Linked DNA regions of Homo sapiens: region 1 is linked to region 2. A link is a loop called in an ENCODE intact Hi-C map of the cell type or tissue named here. Cell type or tissue: dorsolateral prefrontal cortex. All regions are shown on one strand. Links, peaks and the distances in the headings refer to the core of each region. The heading gives the core; the rest is flanking DNA.

Evidence for each region. A loop is a pair of places that touch in the nucleus more often than their neighbours do. Peaks named below come from ENCODE experiments on the same cell type or tissue, not always from the same donor. Only the 100,000 strongest peaks of a DNase experiment are listed, where the experiment ranks them.
Region 1: a loop joins it to region 2, with 9 times the contacts of the local background. A loop is called at or near these places in 5 of 110 quality-filtered maps.

What each region holds. Positions count from the first base shown.
Region 1 is chr7:75,592,702-75,603,743 of GRCh38, forward strand. It overlaps HIP1 (huntingtin interacting protein 1), which reads right to left. Exons shown (of 31, transcript NM_005338.7): 2 at 6,483-6,546. Among named protein-coding and RNA genes, the nearest start is that of SPDYE5, 110 kb to the left of the region's middle. RefSeq lists enhancers at 2,230-3,177, 4,092-4,231, 10,223-11,042. In dorsolateral prefrontal cortex, for the core only: a CTCF peak has its summit at 6,724 (motif pointing right); DNase peaks (open chromatin) are centred at 6,380 and 6,730; H3K4me3 peaks cover 1,534 bases; H3K27ac peaks cover 5,000 bases.
Region 2 is chr7:75,682,713-75,694,969 of GRCh38, forward strand. All of the region lies in intron 1 of HIP1 (huntingtin interacting protein 1), which reads right to left. Among named protein-coding and RNA genes, the nearest start is that of HIP1, 50 kb to the right of the region's middle. In dorsolateral prefrontal cortex, for the core only: no CTCF peak of the experiment used is centred there; DNase peaks (open chromatin) are centred at 5,729, 6,169 and 7,267; H3K4me3 peaks cover 1,693 bases; H3K27ac peaks cover 4,766 bases.

The DNA.
Region 1 (11,042 bases), core at 4,425-9,424, 89 kb before region 2:
TCGTGGTTGGCAGTGCCTTGGAGGGAGCGCCGCTCAGAGCTAAGACACCACAGAACTGTACATTCCTTCTGGGAGTTTTAGGGCAGATGGGAATACTTATTTTAATAAAATCCACTTGAGTAGACAATTTCCCGAGATGTAAGCGTCTTGAGAGAGAGGTGTGTCTTTTTCTAATTTGCACAAATACCCTGTAGGCCACGGTGGTATTGGGTTGTCCTTTCTACGAGAATGCTGAGTTGATGATGTGTCCTTCGGGAATAACTACAGCTATTTGTTGTGGTGGTTAAGATAGGGTCTTACTCTGTCACCCAGACTGGAGTGCAGTGGTGTGATCATAGCTCACTGTAACCTCAAACTCCTGGGCTCAGGCAATCCTCCTACCTCAGCCTCCCAAGTAGCTGGGGCTATAGGCATGCACCACTGTGCCTGGCTAATTTTTAAATTTTTGGTAGAGATGAGATCTTGCTATGTTGCCCAGGCTGGTCTCAAGCTCCTGGCCTCAAGTGGTCCTCCCCTCTTGGCCTCGCAAAGTGCTGGGGTTACAGGCATGAACCACTGTGTCTGGCCTTATGACACCTAACTTTTAAACAACATTTGAGGGCTTCCTCAGGTTCTTTCTTATGCATTATTAAAAGTAAGGGTGTGCAAGCCAGGTGCAGAGACTCACGCCTATAATCCCAGCACTTTGGGGGGCCAAGGTGGGTGGATCACCTGAGCTCAGGAGTTTAAGATCAGCCTGACCAACACGGCGAAACTCCATCTCTACTAAAAATACAAAATTAGCTGGGCGTGGCGGTGGGCGCCTGTAATCCCAGCTTCTCAGGAGGCTGAGGCAAGAGAATTGCTTGAATCCGGGAGGTGGAGGTTGCAGTGAGCCAGGATCACGCCACTGCACTCCAGCCTGGGTGACAGAGCAAGACTCCATCTCAAAAAAAAAAAAAAAAAAAAAGTGAGAGTGTGCTTCTGCTCCTCATCAAGGACCTTGGTCCCTGCAGGGAGTCCTGCACCTTGACCCCTTGGCTCCTCCTCCAGGCAGCATCTCCCAGCCCCTTTCCATTTAGCCAGCCTTTTGCTTGCCTTGACAGCAGCAATCTTTGTTTAAAATGCCCTTTCTGTAAACCTCAACACCCCACTTCTTCCGTAAACCCACCTGGCCCTGTTCAGGGGCACCTTCAATCTCTCCACACCTTAAATTCCCCATATATGGAATCCTGGAACCGCTTCTCCCCAGGCCTAATTCCAAACACACCCACTCCCTGCAGATAGTCGTCAGTTTGCATGTAATAAATGTCCATCAGGGTGGAGCGCGGTGGCTCACACCTCCAATCCCAGCACTTTGGGAGGCTGAGGCGGGCGGATCACCTGAGGTCAGAGTTTGAGATCAGCCTGACCAATGTGGTGAAACCCCGTCTCTACTAAAAATACAAAATTAGCCCAGTGTGGTGGCGCATGCCTGTAATCCCAGCTACTCAGGAGGCTGAGGCAGGAGAATTGCTTGAACCCGGGAGGCAGAGATTGCAGTGAGCCGAGATCATGCCATTGCACTCCAGCCTGGGCAACGAGCAAAACTCTGCCTCAACAACAACAGCAACAACAAAAGCCCTTTCCATAAACCTGAACACCCGACTTCTTCCATAAACCTGCCTGGCCCTGTTCAGGGTCACCTTCAATCTCTCCACACCTTGAATTCCCCATATATGGGATCCTGGAACCACTTCTCCCCAGGCCTGATTCCAAACACACCCACCCTCTGCAGATAGTTGTCAGTTTGCATGTAATAAATGTCCATCAGGGTTGGGCGTGGTGGCTCACGGCTGTAATCACAGGACTCTGGGAGGCCGAGGTGGGCAGATCACGAGGTCAGGAGATCAAGACCAGCCTGGCCAACATGGTGAAACCCCGTCTCTACTAAAAGTACAAAAATTAGCCGGGCATGGTGGTGCATGCCTGTAATCCCACCTACTCGGGAGGCTGAGGCAGGAGAATCACTTGAACCTGGGAGATGGAGGTTGCAGTGAGCCAAGATTGCACCACTGCACTCCAGCCTGGGCGACAGAGCGAGACTCCATCTCAAAAATAAACAAATGTCCCTCTGGCCTCACATGATTTTAAGTTCGGCTATTCCAGATCTCTGTCATTAGTGAGCTCTTTTTGGAGTGAGGAGAGAATTTCCACTTTTGTAATTGTGTGCTTCAACAAGATTCACAGACCCAGTAACTGGGCACTGTCAGTTGTTAGGACAACTCTGTGCCCGGAACTTTAGGCTTTACTCAGCAAGGCTAGGTCGCAAGTGCACTGTCATTTAGGGCAGAAGGACTCATCTCAGGTAGGAAACTAAATGACTCACCCAGAGCACATGTTATTTTGCTTCTGAACTGGAAGATACCATAAAGCTCCTTTCCTCGATGACATCTTCATTTAGAGAGGGGTGGGCTTAAACAGATGTTTGGGTCTGGAAGCTAAAATCAGCTTTTGGTGTAGGAGTCCTTTCTTTCTTTCTTTCTTTCTTTCTTTCTTTCTTTCTTTCTTTCTTTCTTTCTTTCTTTCTTTCTTCCTTCCTTCCTTCCTTCCTTCCTTCCTTCCTTTCTTTCTTTCTCTCTCTCCCTTCCTTCCTTCCCTCCCTCTCTCTCTCGTTCGTTCTTTCTTTCTATTTTTTTTTTAGACAGGGTCTCGCTCTGTTGCCCAGGCTGGAGTGCAGTGGCACAATCTTGGCTCACTGCAACCTCCACCTCCCAGGTTCAAGTGATTCTCGTGCCTCAGCCTCCCAAGTAGCTGGGATCACAGGCACCCGCCACCATGCCCGGCTAATTTTTGTTTTTTTTAGTAGAGACGGGGTTTCACCATGATGCTCAGGCTGGTCTCGAACTCCTGGCCTCAAGAGATCCACCCACCTTGGCCTCCCAAAGTTCTGGGATTACAGGTGTGAGCCACTGTGCCTGGCCTTGGTGTAGGAGCGATTTCTGAAATAATTCAGAAATAATGCCTTTCTGGCATTCTTTCACATATAAGCATTTTTATGCCCCAAGTATGTGTCAAAGCCTGTAAAATCCATTCAGGGAGAAAAAAAAGAAAATAAGAAAAATAAGACTCAGTCCCCAGCCCTCCAGGAGTGAATACCAAGGTGGCGGGCCAACCTGTTCACCATTTAGGCATCTGTGATAAATGTGTAAGCAGCATTTCTGAAGTCAGACTTCCTAATGCTTATTCAGTTTGTATCTAAGGCAGCTGATAAAAGACCTGATAATAGATAAATGCGCTGGGCATGGTGGCTCACGCCTGTAATTGCAGCACTTTGGGAGGCCCAGCGGGAGGACTGCTTGAGCCTAGCTAGGAGTTCAAGACCAGCCTGGGCCACAGTGAGACCCCATCTCTATAAAAAATTAGCCAGGCATGATGGCATGTGCCTATAGTCCCAGCTACTCAGGAGGCTGAGGTGGGAGGATCACTTGAGCCTAAAAGTTGGAGGCTGCAGTGAGCCTCCAACTGATTGTGTCACTGCACTCCAGCCTGGGTGACAGTGCATGACCCTGCCTCAAAAAAAAAAAAAAAAAAAAAAGCTTTGGGATATCTTTAATTAGGCATTTCAAACCCTACTGTATGGAGTTGATTTTTCAACATTTATTCACCATTTAGAAATTATGAATCAGAGACTCATAGAATGTTAGGGCTGGACTGTTAAATCTTTGAAATCTTTTTCTTTTTGAAACAGAGTTTTGCTCTTGTTGCCCAGGCTGGAGTACAGTGGTACGATCTCGGCTCACTGCAACCTCTGCCTCCCAGGTTCAAGTGATTCTCCTGCCACAGCCTCCCAAGTAGCTGGGATTACAGGTACCTGCCACCACACCTGGCTAATTTTTGTTTTTTCAGTAGGACGGGGTTTTACCATGTTGGCCAGGCTGGTCTCGAACTCCTGACCTCAGGTCATCCATCCGCCTCCACCTTCCAAAGTGCTGGGATTATAGGCATGAGCCACCACACCTGGCCTGAAATCTTCTTTGTCCAACCTTTGATTGAACAGAAAGTGACCTAAGACTCATGGAGGCCCCACTCAAGGTCCCAGAGTGAGCCCGAGAGTTCCAGTGGCAGAATGTCAGAATCTCCTTGCAGGGCCCCTTCCCTCCTCCCAGGGAGCCTCCCGGCAGCATGTGACCTGACCCTGCCGCTGCAGGCCTGGCCTCTCTGCACCCATGTCTTGTCCTGAACAGCACACTGCCTGATGATAACTGTCTCTCCCTTACTCATATCTTTTATCAGATTGATCACAAATTATTCGTAGGTAAGGGTCAGGGCTGAGTCATTTCCTCTGAGAAAATCCACTGGGCCGTTTAAAATAAAGGCTTTTCTTGGTTTGCTTTGAATCATCGCAAGGGTACCAAACGTGATGCAGGAAACCAAGGGGCCTGTGTCTTTCTGGGGAAAAAAAGAGCAAGATCTAGCTAGGCTCGCACAGGGCTGGACTTCTGGGTTACCCCAGAGAGGTTCTGCAGCCGCCATCCTAATTCCAGCCAAAGCATCTTCCCACTAAAGGCAAGCTGCTTTCCCTCTAGCAAACAGCAGTTCATATATCACACTAAGCAATGCTGGGCTTCTCTGGCTATCTAACCTGGAGGGTCGCCTCTAGGGGTTGAGGCTAGAAGGCTTCGGGACAAGCTGCTCTGGCTTGCCTGGCTGTGACACAGTAACCAAGAGCCCAGGTGAGGAGAAGCTTCCCACTGCAGACAGAAGTCCAGCCTCTGAGGCTGGGTGCGGCCTCCGAAGTTGGGCGCGGTGGCTCATGCCTGTAATTCCAGCACTTTGGGAGGCCAAGGCAGGAGGATTGCTTGAGCTCAGGAGTTTGAAACCAGCCTGAGCAACATGGCAAAACCCCGTCTCTACTAAAAATACAAAAATTAGCTAGGGGTAGTGATACACACCTGTGGTCCCAGCTACTTGGGAGGTTGAGGCAGGTGGATCTCTTGAGCCTGGAAGGCGGAGGTTGCGGTGAGCTGAGATCATGCCACTGCACTCCAGCCTAGGCGACAGAGCAAGACTCTGTCTCAAAAAAAAAAAAAAAAAAGTCCCAACTCTGCTTGCCCGGAACTCCACCTTGCTCTGGCCCAGCACACAGAGAGTTAAAAGCTTAGCCACCCCCCTGGCAGACTCTCTCCTTCAGCCTTTGGGGATTAAGCGCTCCAGTTCCTGGATTCTGCAACTCAAAGGCAGATTCCTAGGGATTCATCAGCCAGCATGGTCCTGCACCTCTCTACAAAGCCACAGGCTGCTCCTGGGTGTGGTGGGCTTACAGAGGGCTTTCAAGTCACCCATTCCCTAATCCACTTCAAGGCTCTTGTCTTCTTCCCCCTGGCATAGGTTGAACCTGTTCACGAAGGTAGAGAGCCCCTGCCTCAGTTTAAGGCCAACCAACCTCTGAAGCTAAGACTTTCTTTTTTTCGGCCAGGCATGGTGGCTCATGCCTGTGATCTCAGCACTTTAGGAGGCTGAGGCCAGGCGTTCAAGGCCAGCCTGGCCAACATGGCAAAACCCCGGTCCTACTAAAATTACAAAAATTAGCCGGGTGTGGTGGCACACGCCTGTCATCCCAGCTACTTGGGAAGCTGAGGCACAAGAATCGCTTGAATCCAGGAGGCAGAGGTTACAGTGAGCCGAGAACATGCCACTGCCCTCCAGCCTGGGCAACAGAGTGGGACTCTGTCTCAAAAAAGAAAAAAAAAAAAAACTCTCTTTTTCTTTTTTTTTTGCTTTCATGCTCAGAAAAGGAGATAACTATTGATTATGCAACCCCCAGGGGAGTGGTCCCTGTGTTCCTGTAAAGGCAAAGAAAGGACCTGGAGGGCTTTGAATATAGGTGAAGATCCCTCCTGACCCCCAGGAGGTCTCTCAAAGGAAAGTAACTTTCAAGTGACTATGAGGTTCTACAAAGCTTGAGTCGGCCAGGTGCAGTGGCTCTCCCCTGTAATTCCAGCACTTTGGGGTTACAGAGGAGGGAGGATTGCTTGAGGCCAGCTTGGGCAATGAGCAATACCCCATCTCTAAAAATCATAAAATAAATTAGCCAGGCATAGTGGTGCACACCTGTAGTCCCAGCTACTCGGGAGGCTGAGACGAGAGGATTGCGTGAACCCAGGAGTTTGAGGCTGCAGTGAGCTATGATCACGCCATTGCACTCCAGCCTGGGCAACACGGCAAGACCCCTTTTGGAAAAAGAAAAAAAGGAGTGCTTAAGTCCTTAAGGAAAGGAGCAGGATCTTTGGCAAGTTGAAAGGCCTGGGCTCCACAGCCTTTTTGGTGTCTGCCACCCTGAAGGTCTGTGGTCTCTGCAGCCAGCCCTCTCTGAGAAGCTGCCGTCATCAGAAGCTGCAGGGACCTGGCCTGTGCAGGGTTGCCCCTTCCTGGAGCTGAGCAAGGCAGCCTGGCCCTGACCTCAGTCCCCATGAGCTGACCTCCCTCAGGGTCGGTCTTCCAAGCAACATCCAAAAGGATATTTCTGGCGTGTTTTTCCTTTACAGCCACTTCCTGCGTATTAATGGCCTTATTGATGCTGACAGTCTGAAAAACAAGAAGGGGGGAGGGAAAGGAGGATGAGATGAATAAGCCTCTGAGAGTGGCTGAGACCCTCCCAGATGCCCGCCCCTTTCTCCTCCTCCAGCCAACCTCCCCCAGCCCCACGGGTGGTCGGTTCCTCTGCAGGCGCCCAGCTGGGGGCAGAGGTGGGCAGCGCTCCCAGGAGCCAGCTGGCTGGGCCGTCCTGAGGGAGTGGGCACCACTGCCTGGCATTGGCTGTGCCCAGCTGCTGCTCCCGCCTGCCACTCACTCCCTTGGCACAACAACATGGCAATTAAAGCCCGCACAAAGAGATGCTTTTCATCCCCCAGGGAAACATTATTTCTCCCGGAGCAGGAGGAAGAGGCGCAGAGATCAGGGAGCGACCGTGGCCCAAGAGCATCCAGCTGCCCCTCTCTCCCCTCCAAACCTTCCACAGAGCCTTCTCCGGCTGGCCAGCACCGGCGGTGGTCACTAAGTCTTTGTTTTCCCACACTCTTGGGCATTTTCCAACTTCTAAGCAAATTCCCTTGTACTTCCTTAATGACATCAAGGGACATTAAACATTCCCTCTCAATCGTTTTTAAAATCGTTAACTTTTTTTTTTTTTTTTTTGAGGAGTCTCGCTCTGTCACCCAGGCTGGAGTGCAGTGGCCCGATCTTGGCTCACTGCAACCTCTGCCTCCCGGGTTCAAGCGATTCTCCCGCCTCAGCCTCCCGAGTAGCTGGGCCTACAGGCACCCGCCATCAAACCCGGCTAATTTTTGTATTTTTAGTAGAGACGTGGTTTCACCATGTTGGTTGGCCAGGCTGGTCTCGAGATCCTGACCTCAGGTGATTTGCGAACCCCAAAGTTCTGGGATTACAGGCCTTGTTTTTTTCTCTTTTGAGCGGAGTCTTACTCTGTCGCCCAGGCTAGAGTGCAGTGGTGTGATCGTGGCTCACTGCAACCCCTGCCTCCTGTGTTAAAGCAATTCTCCTGCCTCAGCCTCCCGAGTAGCTGGGATTACAGGTGTGCACTACCATGCCCAACTAATTTTTGTATTTTTAGTACAGACGGGGTTTCGCCATGTTGGCCAGGCTGGTCTCGAACTTCTGACCTCAAATGATCCTCCCACCTCTGCCTCCCAAAGTGCTGAGATTACAGGCGTGAGCCACTGTGCCCGGCCAAATCATAACTCTTTTTAATTTTGCAAAGTGCATATACATAGGAGTACCATTTGCACAAACACAGAAAAGGGATTATATCATGTAGGCTGTTTTCTTAGGTACAGATTTTCTCCTTTTTCTGTTTTGATGTCATTCTATCCCTATAACCCATGTTAAAAACCTGTTATGTATCACATACATACACCCACACATACACATAAATACCTACATACTGAAGAGGTTAATTTTGCCATTGTTCTACAAAAATTAGATTGTCATATATAGACTTCTCTACATCTTGGTTTTCTTGAATGTATCTCCCGGAAAATTCTGCAAAGGGGCTGAAAAAACTCTAGTTTTTATTATTATTATTATTATTTTTCGTCCTGAGACAGGGTCTTTTTCTGTCCCCTAAGCTGATGTGCAGTGGCACAATCATGGCTCACCACAGCCTCCAACTCCTGGGCTCTAGCGATTCTCCTGCCTCAGCCTCCTGAGTAGCTGGGATTACTGGCGAATGACACCATGCTCAGTTATTTTCATTTTTGGTAGAGACGGGGTCTCACTATGTTGCCCAGGCTGGTCTCAAACTCCTGGCTTCAAGTGATCCTCCCACCTCAGCCTCCCAAAACACTGGGATTACAGGCATGAGCCACTGTCCCCAGCCAGGAATTACCTTTAAACTTTTAGGTGTGATAAATATGTTGTGGTTAATTTTTAAAGAGTTTGTTTTTTTTTTAAACAGGTTCATTCTGAAATATTTACTGGCAAGATGATACAATGTCTAAGATTTACTTCAAATAATCTGGAGAATAAAAAGTCTGGTGGTTGATGGTATAGACCCACGGATCAGCAAACTACAGTTACAAGCCACAACCAGACCAGACTAACACCTGGTTTTGAAAATAAAGCTTATGGCCGGGCACAGTGGCTCATGCCTGTAATCCCAGCACTTTGGGAGGCCAAGGTGGGTGGATCACCTGAGGTCAGGAGTTTGAGACCAGCCTGGCCAACATGGTGAAACCCCATCTCTACTAAAAATACAAAAATTAGCTGGGCGTGGTGACGGGCGCCTGTAATCCCAGCTACTTGCTACTCGGGAGGCTGAGGCAGGAGAATTGCTTGAACCTGGGAGGCAGAGGTTGCAGTGAGCCGAGATTCCACAATTGCACTCCAGCCTGGCTGAGAGAGCTCTCAGCGACAACAAAACTCTCAACAACAACAACAAAAAAAAAAAGAAAAAGAAAGAAAGAAAGAAAAGAAATCTTATTAGAATTCACCCACTCTCATGCATTTACGTATTCATTTAATATCAGCTGAGGCTGCTTCTGCATTACAAAGGCAGAGTTGAATGGTTGCGATGGAGACCATGCGGCCTGCAAAGCCTAAAATATTTACTAACTGGCTCTTTGCAGAAAATGCTGACCCCTTGTCCATAGGATATATGTTTGGCCACAAGTTCCTTGTTGATGCTGGGGCTATACCAGGGCTTCTTGGACTAGTCTTCATATTTGTATACGTTTGAACTTTTCTATAATGAAAGGTTAAAAAAAAAAACTTTGACCCAGTAATCTCACTCCTAGGAATCTATCCTTTGGAAATAAAAACTTTTTTTTTTTTTTTCTGTTTAGACAGAGTCTCACTCTGTTGCCCAGGCTGGAGTGCAGTGGCATGATCTCAGCTCACTGCAAACTCCGCCTCCTGGGTTCAAGCGATTCTCCTGCCTCAGCCTCCCAAGTAGCTGGGACTACAGGCGCATGCCACCATGCCTGGCTAATTTTTATATTTTTAGTAGAGACAGGGTTTCGCTATGTTGACCATCCTGGTCTCGAACTCCTGACCTCAAGTGATCCACCCGCCTCGGCCTCACAAAGTGCTGGGATTACAGGCGTGAGCCACAGCACCTGGCCAGCTTTTTTTTTTTTTTTTTTTTTTTTTTTTTCAAAAGAGATAGGGTTTCGCTGTCTTGCTATGTTGCCCAGGCTGGCGGGACTTGAACACTTGGATTCCAGTGATCCTCCTACCTCAGCCTCTCAAGTAGCTGGGACTATAGCTGCACACTGCCACATCCAGCTGCTGTTTTTCTAAATTCTCAGATATGCTCTTTTTTTTTTTTTTTTTTTTTTTTTTTGAGACGGAGTCTCGCTCTGTCACCAGGCTGGAGTGCAGTGGCGTGACCTCGGCTCACTGCAACCTCTGCCTCCTGAGTTCAAGCGATTCTCTCACCTCAGCCTCCCGAGTAGCTGGGACTACAGGCGCCTGCCACCACGCCCAGCTAATGAATATGTTCTTAAATTCATATCTCCTTATATATTTTCTTCTCCTGACCAGACTTGATTTTTAAACAGTATAACCTCTGTTGTAAGTTGAATTGTATACCCCCGCCCCACAAAAATATATAATCACGCCCAACCCCCCCCACCCCGTACCTATGAATATGATCTTATTTACAAATAGGGCATTTGCAGATGTAATTAGTTAAGATGAGGTCACACTGGAGTAGGGTCATATTATGGAATGTAATATGACTGGTGATCCTCGAAGAAGATGTAGGGATCCAGAGACACACAGGGAGGATGCTGCATGAAATGAGACAGAGATGAGTGATGAGTCTACAAGCCAAGGAATGCCAAGGACAGCCAGCGGCCACGAGAAGCTAGAAAGAATCCTTCCCGGCCGGGCGCAGTGACTCACACCTGTCATCCCAGCACTTTGAGAGGCAGAGGCGGGAGGATCACCTGAGGTCAGGAGTTCAAGACCAGCCTGGCCAACACAGCGAAACCGTGTCTCTACTAAAAAATACAAAAATTAGCTGGGTGTGGTGGTGTGTGCCTGTAGTCCTAGCTATTAGGGAGGTTGAGGCAGGTGGATTGCTTAAGCCCAGGAGGTTGAGAGTGCAGTAAGCAGTAATCACGCCACTGCACTCCAGCCTGGGTGACAGAGCGAGACTCTCAAAAAAAAAAAAAAAAATGGAGCCTTTCCTAGAGCTTTCAGAGACAGTATTGCCCTACCTTGCAAGACGGTGAGAGAATGCAGCCACCCAATTAGTGGGAATTTGTTGACAGCCCCAGGAAACTAATTACAGGGTCCTTTCCCCATCAGATGGGGTCCTCTGGGAGGACAAGAATGACATGCGATGCTTCCCCTACAGCACATGATTTGGGGCTCTCCTGAGCACAGTCGTTGGCTCTGCAGGGTGAGCGTAAGAGCAGTCAGGAAGGAATCTCTGGCCAGCACTTTGGGAAGCTGAGGTGGGAGGATCGCTTAAGGCCAGGATTTTGAGATCAGCCCGGACAACATGGTGAAACCCTGTCTCTACAAAAAATACAAAAATTAGCCAGGTGTGGTGGTGC
Region 2 (12,257 bases), core at 3,334-8,333:
TAGAGCGAGAAAATACATACCTTACTCACCTGCTACAAAAACACACCTGCTACAAAACTCAGAAACAGGAGCAAGCTATTCTGTCCATGTTGCCACCTCCTCCTTGCTAATGTGTCCCCACATTGCTGCGCTGGAGGGACTGTGTGCTAATCTGTCCCCGCTCTGCTGGTCAGCAAGGACATGGTGCTATGGGATGGGGCGTGCTATCTAAGGACTTTGGGAGGGAGGCCAGAGGATTTAAATTACCTGCAAGAGGTATTCGTCATTCACTTGAGATTTTTTTTTTTTGAGATGGAGTCTCGCTCTGTCGCCCAGGCTAGAGTGCAGTGGTGCGATCTCGGCTCACTGCAAACTCCGCCTTCCAGGTTCAAGCGATTCTCTTGCTCAGCCTCCCGAGCAGCTGGGACTACAGGCGTGCGCTACCATGCCCAGCTAATTTTTGTATTTTTAGTAGAGATGGGGGTTTCACCATGTTAGTCAGGCTGGTCTCGAACTCCTGACCTCATGATCCACCTGCCTCAGCCTCCCAAACTGCTGGGATTACAGGTGTCAGCCACCGTGCCCGGCCTCACTTGAGATTTATGAAGGGTCTTCGAGGTGCTGGTTGGGGGCACTGGATGGGGGCTTTTTGACCAAATGAGCTGTAATGGTCCCTTGTGACCCCAAAAGGGGTTCCTGGCCTGAGCCAAAGAGCAAGCAAGAGAAGCAAAGGCATTTACTCGGACTCGTTGGGAGTGCACAGGAGAGCAGGGCGTGTGCATGTATGTGGACGTGTGTGTGTGTACCTGTGTGTGCAGATGCACCCTGGGGAAGCTGGAGGGGCAGGAGGAAGCTGGCTCAAAACAGACCACTCAGAGCTCCCACCTTTCCAGCATGGAGGATATCTGAGGCCCGGAGCCTCTGGAGGTGCAGCATGCCCCATCCCATAGCACCACGTCCTCCACCTGATGCTGGAGGTCACTGACATCTGTGAACCTCCCATCCCTCCCCATCCTTGCCACCTGGCATTGTAGAAAAAAGGACACTTGCTCCCAATTTGTTAAAGGGTCTGTTCTGGTCTCTGAAGTTAGGAGAAAAGAGAAACAAATGGACATCTGTACAGCACTTGACAGTTTACAAAACGTCCCTAATGAAAGGTAGTGGAGCTTGGGTCGAATCCTTGCTCTGCAGCCAACCAGCTACATGAATTTGAACAAGCTAAGTAGTTCTCTGGAATCCTTGCTCTGCAGCCAACCAGCTACATGAATTTGAACAAGCTAAGTAGTTCTCTGAAGTGTATTCCTTCTCTTGGCCAGGCATGGTGGCTCACGCATCCCAGCACTTTGGGAGGCTGAGGCGGGAGGATTGCATGAGACCAGGAGTTCGAGACCAGCCTGAGGCCAGGAGTTCAAGACCAGCCTGAGCGACATAGTGAGACTCCATCTCTATATTAAACAAAAAACCACACAAAAAGGCTGGGCACGATGACTCACACCTGTAATCCCAGCACTTTGGGAGGCCAAGGTAGGTGGATCGCCGGAGCTTAGGAGTTTGAGAACAGCCTGGCCAACATGGTGAAACCGTGTCTCTACTAAAAACACAAAAAATTAGCCAGGTGTGGTGGCGCGCAACTATAATCCCAGCTACAGGGGAGGCTGAGGCAGGAGACTAGTTTGAACCCGGGAGGCAGAGGTTGCAGTAAGCCGAGATTGCATCACTGCACTCCAGCCTGAGCAACAGAACAAGACTCCGTCTCAAAAAAAAAAAAAAAAAAAAAAAAGTACATAAACAGCAGTACCATTTCAGCTATGCCCTCTCTTTTGTTTTCGTATATCCTAAGCAGAAGCTGAACTCCCACTTGCTTTTTTGGGCCCAGTATTCACAGTTTTTCAGTGCTAATCCATGTTGATTAAACATAAACCACTGATTAGTATCCCACTGTACCAACGTATTTGGCTACCCTCACATAGATGAACACTTAGGTTGCTTTTGACTTTTTACAATTAAAAATGAATTATTCTGCGCTTCAGTGAATAATCCTGATCATACATCCTTGTTCACATGTCCCTAGAAGGGAAACACTGGGGCTCAAAGCATGCACATTTAAAAATCTGTTTTGGCCAGGCATGGTGGCTCACGCCTGTAATCCCAGCACTTTGGGAGGCCGAGAAAGGCGGATAACAAGGTCAGGAGATCGAGACCATCCTGGCTAACATGGTGAAACCCCGTCTCTACTAAAAATACAAAAAATTAGCCAGGCGTGGTGGTGGGTACCTGTAGTCCCAGCTACTCGGGAGGCTGAGGCAGGAGAATGGCATGAACCCAGGAGGTGGAGCTTGCAGTGAGCTGAGATCGTGCCACTGCACTCCAGCCTGGGTGACAGAGCGAGACTCCGTCTCAAAAAAAATAAATAAATAAAAATAAAAAATAAAAATAAAAATATATTTCCAGGCTAGGCAGAGTGTAATCCTGGCACTGTGGGAGGCTGAGGTGGGAGGATCGCTTGAGCCCAAGAGTTGGAAACCAGCCTGGACAACATAGTGAGACCCCGTTTCTACCAAAAAAAACCCCAAAAGCCAAACTTCTATTTCCAAATTGATTTCCATAGTAGTGAAGACAATGGACAATTCCAACACCAGGGAACAGGTGCCCCAGCCGCTCCATCTACTCACCAACACTTGTTTTGTTGGGCTTTTAAATTTCCACTGTGAAATGGTATTGCGTGTGCTCCCTACGGTTCACATTTCCTCTTCCGTGAAATGCCTACTGATGTCTTTGCCCACTTTTCCACTGGGTTGCGGTTTCCTTCTTATAGCTCTGTGCTAGTTCTTCATATATTCTGATTCCCAATTCTTTGTCAGTTTTCTTTTTTGTGAGACGAAGTCTCGCTCTTGTCGCCCAGGCTGGAGTGCAATGGTGCAATCTCAGCTCATTGCAGCCTCCAACTCCTGGGTTCAAGCAATTCTCCTGCCTCAGCCTCCCACGTAGCTGGGATTACAGGCACCCGCCACCACGCCCGGCTAATTTTTGTATTTTTAGTAGAGACGGGTTTTTCCCATGTTGGCCAGGCTGGTTTTGAACTCCTGACCTCAGGTGATCTGCCCACCTCGGCCTCCCAAAGTGCTGGGATTACAGGCATGAGCCACTGCGCCCGGCCTGTCAGTTTTCTCTACCACAAATAGCTTATTCTGCCTGTGGCCTTTTTTTGTTGTTGTTGTTCTGTTTTGAGACGGAGTCTCTGTCGCCTAGGCTGGAGTACAGTGGCGTGATCTTGGCTCACTACAACCTCCACTTCTCAGGCTCAAGCAATTCTTGTGCCTCAGCCTCCCTAGTAGCTGGGATTACGGGTGTGTGCCACCACACCTGGCTAATTTTTGTATTTTTAGTAGAGAGAGTGTTTTTTGGCCAGGCTGGTCTTGAACTCCTGGCCTCAAGTAATCCACCTGCCTCGGCCTCCCAAAGTACCGGGATTACAGGCGTGAGCCACTGCACCCGGCCCCAGCCTGTGGCCTTTTTATGTACAATGGCATCTTTTATTGACAAGGTTGTCAATTTTATCAACATCTTCCTTTATTTATATGCTTTTGGTGTCTTAAGAATTTTTTTCCCTATTGAAACTAAGATCATAAAGATATTCTCTCGTATTTTTTTTGAAAAGTTTAAAAGCTTTGGTTTTCGCAGTTAGGCCTTTAATACACTCGGAATTTATTTGTAGTTAAGGCATAAAGTAATATTCTAATTTTATTTCTCCCTGTGCAGAACCAGTTGCTCTAGCGTCATGTATTGAAGAATTCCTCTTAGCTGGGGTTCCCATGGAAGCAGACTCTGAGACAAGGATGTCAGCGCAGGGAGCTTATTTGGTATTTGGGAAGGGCCCTGGAAAATGCTGGAAGGAGATAAGGAAGGAGAGAGAGGGATTTTCTTATCAACTGATGACCATTTATTTTCCTTCTCTTTTCTCATTTTTTTTTTGTTGTTGTTTGTTTTTGAGACAGAGTTTCACTCTTTTGTCCAGGCTGGAGTGCACTGGTGCAATCCTGGCTCACTGCAGCCTTGACCTCCTGGGCTCAAGCCATCCTCCCCTCTTAGCCTCCCAAGTGGCTGGGACTACAGTGCAGGTGCATGCTGCTACACCTGGTATTATTTTAGTTCTTTTTTTTTTTTTTTTTTTTTTTGTAGGTACAGGGTCTTGTATGTTGCCCAGGCTGGCTTCAAATTCCTGGACTCAAATGATCCTCCACCCTCAGCCTCCCAAAGTGCTGGGATTCCAGGCATGAGCCACTACTCCCAGCCTGATGAGCTTTGCTATGTGTCTAAAAGGAAATTTGTTTTCTTTATCGAGCATTTCTGGTATTTGTGGCAGCAGGATTTTCTGTTCTGGTCTCTGAAGTTCATTAAGGAGAAAAGAGAAACAAATGGACATTTGTACAGCACTTGACAGTTTACAAAACATCCCTAATGAAAGGTAGTGGAACTTGGGTCGAATCCTCGACCACTCTGAGGCTGTTACCGAAAGTCTCAGGCAGCCCCTGGCCTTCCCTCCAGGAGTCTAGAGGCACCTCCCAGAAGCAGGAGCCAATCCCTGTGGCTGGCCCCCAGTACCTTTCTCATGTCTGAACTTTTTACAATAACTTCCCAGTTTATCTCCTTGCTGGTCTCTCTTGTTGCCACCTCTTCTTTATCCTGCTGTGAATATCTATTTTTCTAAAACACATCTGGGCCGGGCACGGTGGCTCATGCCTGTAATCTCATCACTTTGGGAGGCCAAGGCGGGAGGATCACCTGAGGTCAGGAGTTCGAGACCAGCCTTGGCAACATGGCGAAACCCCATCTCTACTAAGAATACAAAATTAGCCAGGCTTGGTGGCGGGCACCTGTAATCCCAGCTACATGGGAGGCTGAGGCAGGAGTATTGCTTGAACCCAGGAGGCAGAGGTTGCAGTGAGCCGAGATGGCGCCATTGCACTCCAGCCTGGGAGACAAGAGCGGAACTCCGTCTCAAACAAAACAAAACAAAACAATCAAACAAAAAACTCATCTGGCTCTTGCCAGTCTCTCCACCTTTAAAGTCTCTTATGACCCACAAGCTGGGCCCAACCTTCCTTCCCAGCCTCCTTTCCATGGTGCCTTCCTCTCTTCCCAGCCCCTACTCCTGAACCCTCCGTGTTCCCAGAACCTGGCTGTCTCCCATGCCTCCAGGCCTTTCCATGTGATGTTTTCACTGCTGAATTTTCTCTCTGGAGCGCTGGATTTTCTCTCTTGAGTCCTGGGCTGTAAGAGTTCTTCCAGGCTAGCCCATGTGGTACCACTTTTGTAAGCTTATCCTCCCCAACTAGAAAGAGGCCTCCTGTCCCCCTGAAGGCCACTTACCATCCCCTCCACACCTCAGCCACTAAACTCAGTCTACTTGTTAGTTAGGAGTCTCTCTCCTCCACTAAACTGAGGGCAAAGACTGTGGTTCTTCCCTCATCCTGGATGCAACACAGCACCTGCCCACACCACCAACACCCCTCCGTGGGCCACAATCCGGGAGGTGGGACCGCCCTTGTGAAGCCACCAGGGGTTCCTCCCCTGGGGCAGGGCAGGAGCTTGCAGAGCTGTTGGGTGGAGGGAAAGGGAGACTCCTCACCACACACGCAGAAGTCCCTCAGCCCTACAATGAGAGCCAAGGAAGAACGGCCGGGGGCGCGCCGGGTCCGGGCTCCCAGGGGAGTCCATCATGCTGCGTCTGCAGGGGGTGGGGGGGATGAGCTGTCGGTGGAGCCCCTCGACGGGTGGGGGACGGGCAGGCAGCCAAGCGCACAAGTGCAGCCCGGCTGACAGGAAGCCGCACTAAGGGGAGATCTGCTTGGGCATCCAGGACACAAAGCCCCACCTGTCAGGCCCCCCACGCACACCCTCCACCCGCCGTCCGGGTCTGGCCCCGAGCCCACCACCAGCAGCTGCCTACTCCCTTCCTCCCTCCCTCGGTGGCCTTTGGTCCTCTCCCGGGACAGCTGCACCAAACCAGCAGGTGGGAGGTTGTTTGCACGGGCCTCCCAGCTCTGCCCCCCAACAGCCAGCTTCAAATTCCAGAGCCTCCCCAGGAACCAGCAGCAGAGAGTGGCCCCGTGGCCCCGGCGTGTCCCTGACTTGGGTGACAAGCAGAGCAGCAGTGCTTCCTACTGACCAGCTGACCGGGGCTTTCATCAAGGCCCCCTTTGTCCTCTGAGGTCCCCTGGCTCAGGTCCACCCTGCAGCCACGCGCAGGACCCCTGTCTACTGCAGAGCCTCTGGGCAGCCTGCCGGCAGCCAGTCACCATGATGTGAAAGCAAACAAACAGAGTGTACGCCCAAAGAGAGACACAGGTGGGCCTCGATTTCTGCCTTATAATAAAGGTAGGGCGCGGTGGCTCATGCCTGTAATCCAGCACTTTGGGAGGCCAAGGTGGGAGGACCACTTGAACCCAAGAGTTGGAGACCAGCCTGGGCAACATAGTGAGACCCTATCTTTATTATAAAATTAAAAAAATTTAAAATATATTTAAAAATAGGCCGGGCACGGTGGCTCACACATGTAATCCCAGCACTTTGGGAAGCCGAGTCAGGAGGATCACTTGAGGTCAGGAATTCGAGACCCGCCTGGCCAACATGGTGAAATGTCGTCTCTACTAAAAATCCAAAAATTAGCTGGGTATGGGAGTGCGTCTGTAATCCCAGTTTCTTGGGAGGCTGAAGGAGGAGGATTGCTTGAAACTGGGAGGGGGAGGTTGCAGTGAGCTGAGATTGCGCCATTGTATTCCAGCCTGGGCAACAGAGCAAGACTCCGCCTCAAATAAATAAATAAAGGTAATATCAACTCACTGTAGAAAATTATTTATACATGCATACATGCACATATATATAAATGTGTGTTCATAGATATACATTATATGCATATATAAATAAAAATGTTGGCTGTGCCGTGGCATTCAAGGACACGCTCCTTGGAGTACAGTTTTCGACTGCAGCTGTGCCTCCACAAAGAAACCACAAGAACAAATCCAGGGGGAGGGCTATTGTTGAAAGAGGTACTCCGATACTTCTCCCTTAGGTATCTCTCTGAGCAACCTCAGCCAGGACTGGCTGTGGGACGAGGGATGTCAACTAAGTGGATTGTGAGGGGTGTGCTAAATGGCATTCAGCACAGAATTTACAAGTGGAAACCTTGTAAATAGTGTCATCGTCATTCGTCACTAGGCACACATGGGGATCTGCGAGCCCTGGCTCCCGGTCTGCAGCCCTGATGGCATGATTTGATTTTATTTTTTTTCCGAAAGAGGGTCTTTCTTGCTCATGCCTGTAATCCTAGCACTTTGGGAGGCTGAGGCGGCGGGGGATCGCTTGAACCCAGGACTTCAAGATCAGCCATGGGCAACATGGCAAAACCCAATTTTTACAAAAAAATTTTAAAAATTAGCTGGGCTTGGCGGCACATGCCTGTAGTAGTTCCAGCTACTCAGGAGGCTGGGGTTGGAAGATCGGCTGAGCACAAGGCTGCTCAGGCAGCAGGGGGTGGTGATTGCACCACTGCACTCCAGGTGACAGAGTGAGACTTTGTCACACACACACACACACACACACAAAAGGTAAAGGACTTGAATAGTCATTTCTCTGAAGAAGACATACAACTAGCCAATAAGCACACGAAAAGACGCTTAACATCATTAGCTATAAGGGAAATGCAAATTAAAACCACAATGAGATACCATTTCACACTCACTAGGATAGCTATAATTTTTAAAAACAGAAAATAACAGGTGTTGGCAAGAATGTAAAGAAACCGGAACCCTTGTACACTGCTGGTGGAAATGTGCAATGGTGTGACCACAGTGGAGAAGTTTGGTTATTCCTCAAAAAGTTAAACACAGGGCCGGGCGTGGTGGCTCATGCCTGTAATCCCAGCACTTTGGGAGTCTGAGATGGGTGGATCACCTGAGGTCAGGAGTTGGAGACCAGCCTGGCCAACATGGAGAAACCCCATCTCTACTAAAAATACAAAATTAGCCGGGCATGGTGGTGCATGCCTGTAATCCCAGCTACTCGGAAGGCTGAGGCAGGAGAATTGCTTGAACCCGGGAGGCAGAGGTTGCAGTGAGCCGAGATCGCGCCATTTGCACTCCAGCCTGGGCGACAAGAGTGAAACTCCATCTCAAAAAAAAAAGTTAAACGTAGAATTGCTATACGACCCAGCAATTCCACTCCTAGATATGCATGTGGAACAAGTGAAAACAGGTAGTCAAGTAAATACTTGTACAGGAATGTTCACAGTAGCACTATTCACAGTAGTTCCAAAGCAGCAAATGTGGATCGGCAGATGAAATGGATAAACGAAGGTGGTCTAATCCATGCAATGGGATGTTGTGCAGCCATTACGGGAATGGAGTTCTGATACATGCTCCAGTGTGGATGAGCCTTGAAAACATGCTAAACGAAAGGAGCAGGACACAAAAGGTCACACGTGTGTGATTCCATTTACATAAAACTTCCAGAAAAGGGCCGGGCATGGTGGCTCATCCCTGTAATCCCAGCACTCTGGGAGGCCCGGGCAGGAGGATCGCTTGAGGTCAGGATTTCGAGACCAGTCTGGTCAACATGGTGAAACCCCTGTCTCTACTAAAAATACAAAAAATTAGCCGGGCATGGTGGCACGTGCCTGTAATCCCAGCTACTTGGGAGGCTGAGGCAGGAGAATCGCTTGAACCTGGGAAGCAGAGGTTGCAGTGAGCCAAGATCAAGCCACTGCACTCCAGCCTGGGTGACAGAGTGAGACTCTGTCTCAAAAAAACAAAAAACTTCCAGAATAGGGCCGGGCGCGGTGGCTCATGCCTGTAATCCCAGCACTTTGGGAGGCTGAGGCGGGTGGATTACTTGAGGTCAGGAGTTTGAGACCAGCCTGGCCAGCATGGTGAAACCCCATCTCTACTAAAAACACAAAAAATTAGCCGGGCACCTGTAATCCCAGCTACTCAGGAGGCTGAGGCAGAAGAATTGCTTGAACCCGGGAGAAGGAGGTTGCAGTAAGCTGAGATCGTGCCACTACACTCCAGCCTGGGCAACAAGAGCAAAACTCCGTCTCAAAAAACAAACAAACAAAAAAAACTTCCAGAATAGGCAAACCCATAGAGACAGAAAGAAGACTAGTGGTTGTCAGGGACTGGCAAGGAGGGGACAGAGGAATAGGGAGTGACTGTGTGATGGGCACTATGGTTTCTTTGCAGGGGGTGGGGAGGGGTGAAAGTATCTTGGAACTACACAGAGGTGGGGGCTGTACAACACTGTGGAAGTCCTGAATGGTGAACTGCACCTTTTAAAATGGTTAATGATTAATTTTATGTTGTGCAAGTTTTACCTCAATTACAACCAACCAACCAACTGCTAGGCACAGCTTCTAATAAGCAGCCAGCAGTTTCCAGTTTCCGTTGTCTCCCCCCGTCCCAATTCCACTCCCCAAAGGCAGTCTTGCTTTTTAACCTCTTTTCCCTTCTGGCCAGTAATGATAAACTTGATATTTTCAATTAATATATCTGCATTCCTTTTTCTTTAATTATTTATTGATTTTTTTTTAAGGCAGGGTCTTGCTGTATTGGCCAGGCTGGAGTGGAGTGGTTTGATCATAGCTTACTGCAGCTTCCAACTCCTGGGCTCAAGCAATCCTCCTGCCTCAAGTCTCCCAAGCAGCTGGGACTACAGGCACACACTGCCATACCTGGCTAATTTTTTTTTTTTGAGACAGATTCTTGTTCTATCACCCAGGCTGGAGTACAGTGGCGCGATCTTGGCTTACTGCAGCCTCTGCCCCCCAGGTTCAGACCATTCTCATGCCTTAGCTTCCTGAGTAGCTGAGATTACTGGCATGAACCACCACGCCTGGCCAATTTTTTTTTTTTTTGTATTTTTAGTAGAGATGAGGTTTCACCATGTTGGCCAGGCTGGTCTCAAACTTCTGGCATGATGTGATCTGCCCGCCTTGGCCTCCCGAAGTGCTGGGATTACAGGCATGAGCCACTGCGCCCAGACACTTTATTAATTTTAAATATTACCTAAGTACTTTCTATCATGACAGATACGACATAATTCTCTTGGATATCCTATCATCTCTCTTCCCCATCTTCTGAACAAGAGTTACACAAATATTTTAGTAAATAATCAGTGTATAAATTATGACGATGCAGCCGGGCATGGTGTCTTATGCCTGTAATCCCAGCACTTTGGGAGGCTGAGGCGGGAAAATCACTTGAGGTCAGGAGTTCGAGACCAGCCTGGCCAACATGGCGAAGCTTGATCTCTACCAAAAATACAAAAACTAGCCAGGCGTGGTGCTACGCGCCTGTAATCCCAGCTACTCAGGAGGCTGAGGCACGAGAATCACTTGAACCAGGGAGGCAGAGGTTGCAGTGAGCCGAGATCATGCCACTGCACTCTAGCCTGGGTAACAGAGCGAAACCCTGTCTCAAAAAAAAAAAAAAAATTATGATGCAAATTGCAAACGGCATTCGAAACAGGACTAAGTGAAAGACTATGCTTACATTTCCATTCTTGTTCAATGTGTTTTTCTTGGAGTAACTCCTTTGTTGTTTTATTTGTACACCTTCCTTTGTGCCACAGACATTCTTTTCCCAAATATCCCATTGTTTAAGGCATTCTGCGGGGCGCCTGGTTTCCAGGAGGCACCCCCCACGCCAGTGCCCTTGGTACCGCACTCACTTCTTCTGGCTGTCATCTTCTCTTCCTCTTGTCTTGCCGAAGTGTGCCCTCCAGGGAAAAGGATTCATGGAGATACATTTTTTTGCACCTTGAATTCTCTGAAAATGACTTTGCTCTGTTTTCACCCTTTACTAGTTGTTTAGCTGGGTATGAAATAACAGACTAAAATGATTTTCTGGCCAGCGCGGTTGCTCACATGTGTAATCCTGGCGCTTTGGGAGGCCGAGGTGGAAGGATTGCTTGAGCCCAAGAGTTCAAGACCAGCCTGGGCAACGTGGCAAAACCTCGTCTCTACAAAAAATACAAAAATTAGCCAGGCATGGTGGCGCTCACCTGTAGTCCCAGCTACTCGGGGGAAGGGAGGGAGGGAGGGAGGGGGAGAGAAAGAGAGAGAGAAAGAAAGAAAATAAATCACTCCCTGCACTGCACCAATGCTGATGACAAGCAATATCTAGCATCCAGTGTGGCTCTTGAAAAGTTCAGAACTATCCAATTCTCTTTTCTTTTTTTTTTTTTTTTTTGAGATGGAGTCTTGTTCTGCCACCCAGGCTGGAGTGCAGTGGTGCAATCTCAGCTCCCTGCAACCTCCGCCTCCCAGGTTCAAGTGATTCTCCTGCCTCAGCCTCCCCAGTAGCTGGGATTACAGGCACGTGCCACCACACCCGGCTAATTTTTATATTTTTGGTAGAGACGGGATTTCACCATGTTGGCCAGGCTTGTTTTGAATTCCTAACCTCGTGATCCACCCACCTCGGCCTCCCAAAGTGCTGAGATTACAGGCGTGAGCCACCGCGCCCGGCCCCAATTCTCATTTCTTTACTAGATGCCTGTTTTTCCTCTTTGGACGCTTCTGGAATCCCCTCATTAACCCTGGTGTTCTAAAATTTCACAGTGCTACACCTTGGTGTATCCTCTGTCATTTATTATGCTGGGCATGCGTGGTCGGCAGATGTGTTTCTGGTTAATGTTCTTGCACAACTTCATTTCCTTACCTCTATTGTCTGTTTTCTCTTTTTGCCACTCCAAATACTTTCATACTGAACCTTCTAGATTGATTCTTTCTTTTTTTCTTTTTCTTTTCTTTCTTTCTTTTTTTTTTTTTTTTGAGGAGGGGGACAGGGTCTCACTCTGTCTCCCAGGCTGGAGTGCAGTGGTGTGATCACAGCACACTGCAGCCTCAACCTCCTGGGTTCCAGCAATCCTCCCACCTGAGGCTCCTGAGTAGCTGAGACTACAGGCACCACCACCACACCTGGCTACTTTTTTTTTTTTTTAAAGAAATGGGGTCTCACTATGTTGCCCAGGTGGGTCTCAAACTCCTGGCCTCAAGTGATCCTCTCATCTCAGCCTCCCAAAGTGCTGGGATTACATGCATGAGCCACCATGCCCGGCCTGGATTGCTTCTCTATCGCTCTTATCTATTCTCTGCACTTTCCAACTTTTGGCTTTCTTGGGTACTTTCTGAGAGAGTTCCTTGACTTTATCTTCTCTGCATTCTGGTGAGTTCTTTCCACAACATTCTATTTTTGTTTTATGAGGCACTGTCCTCTTGA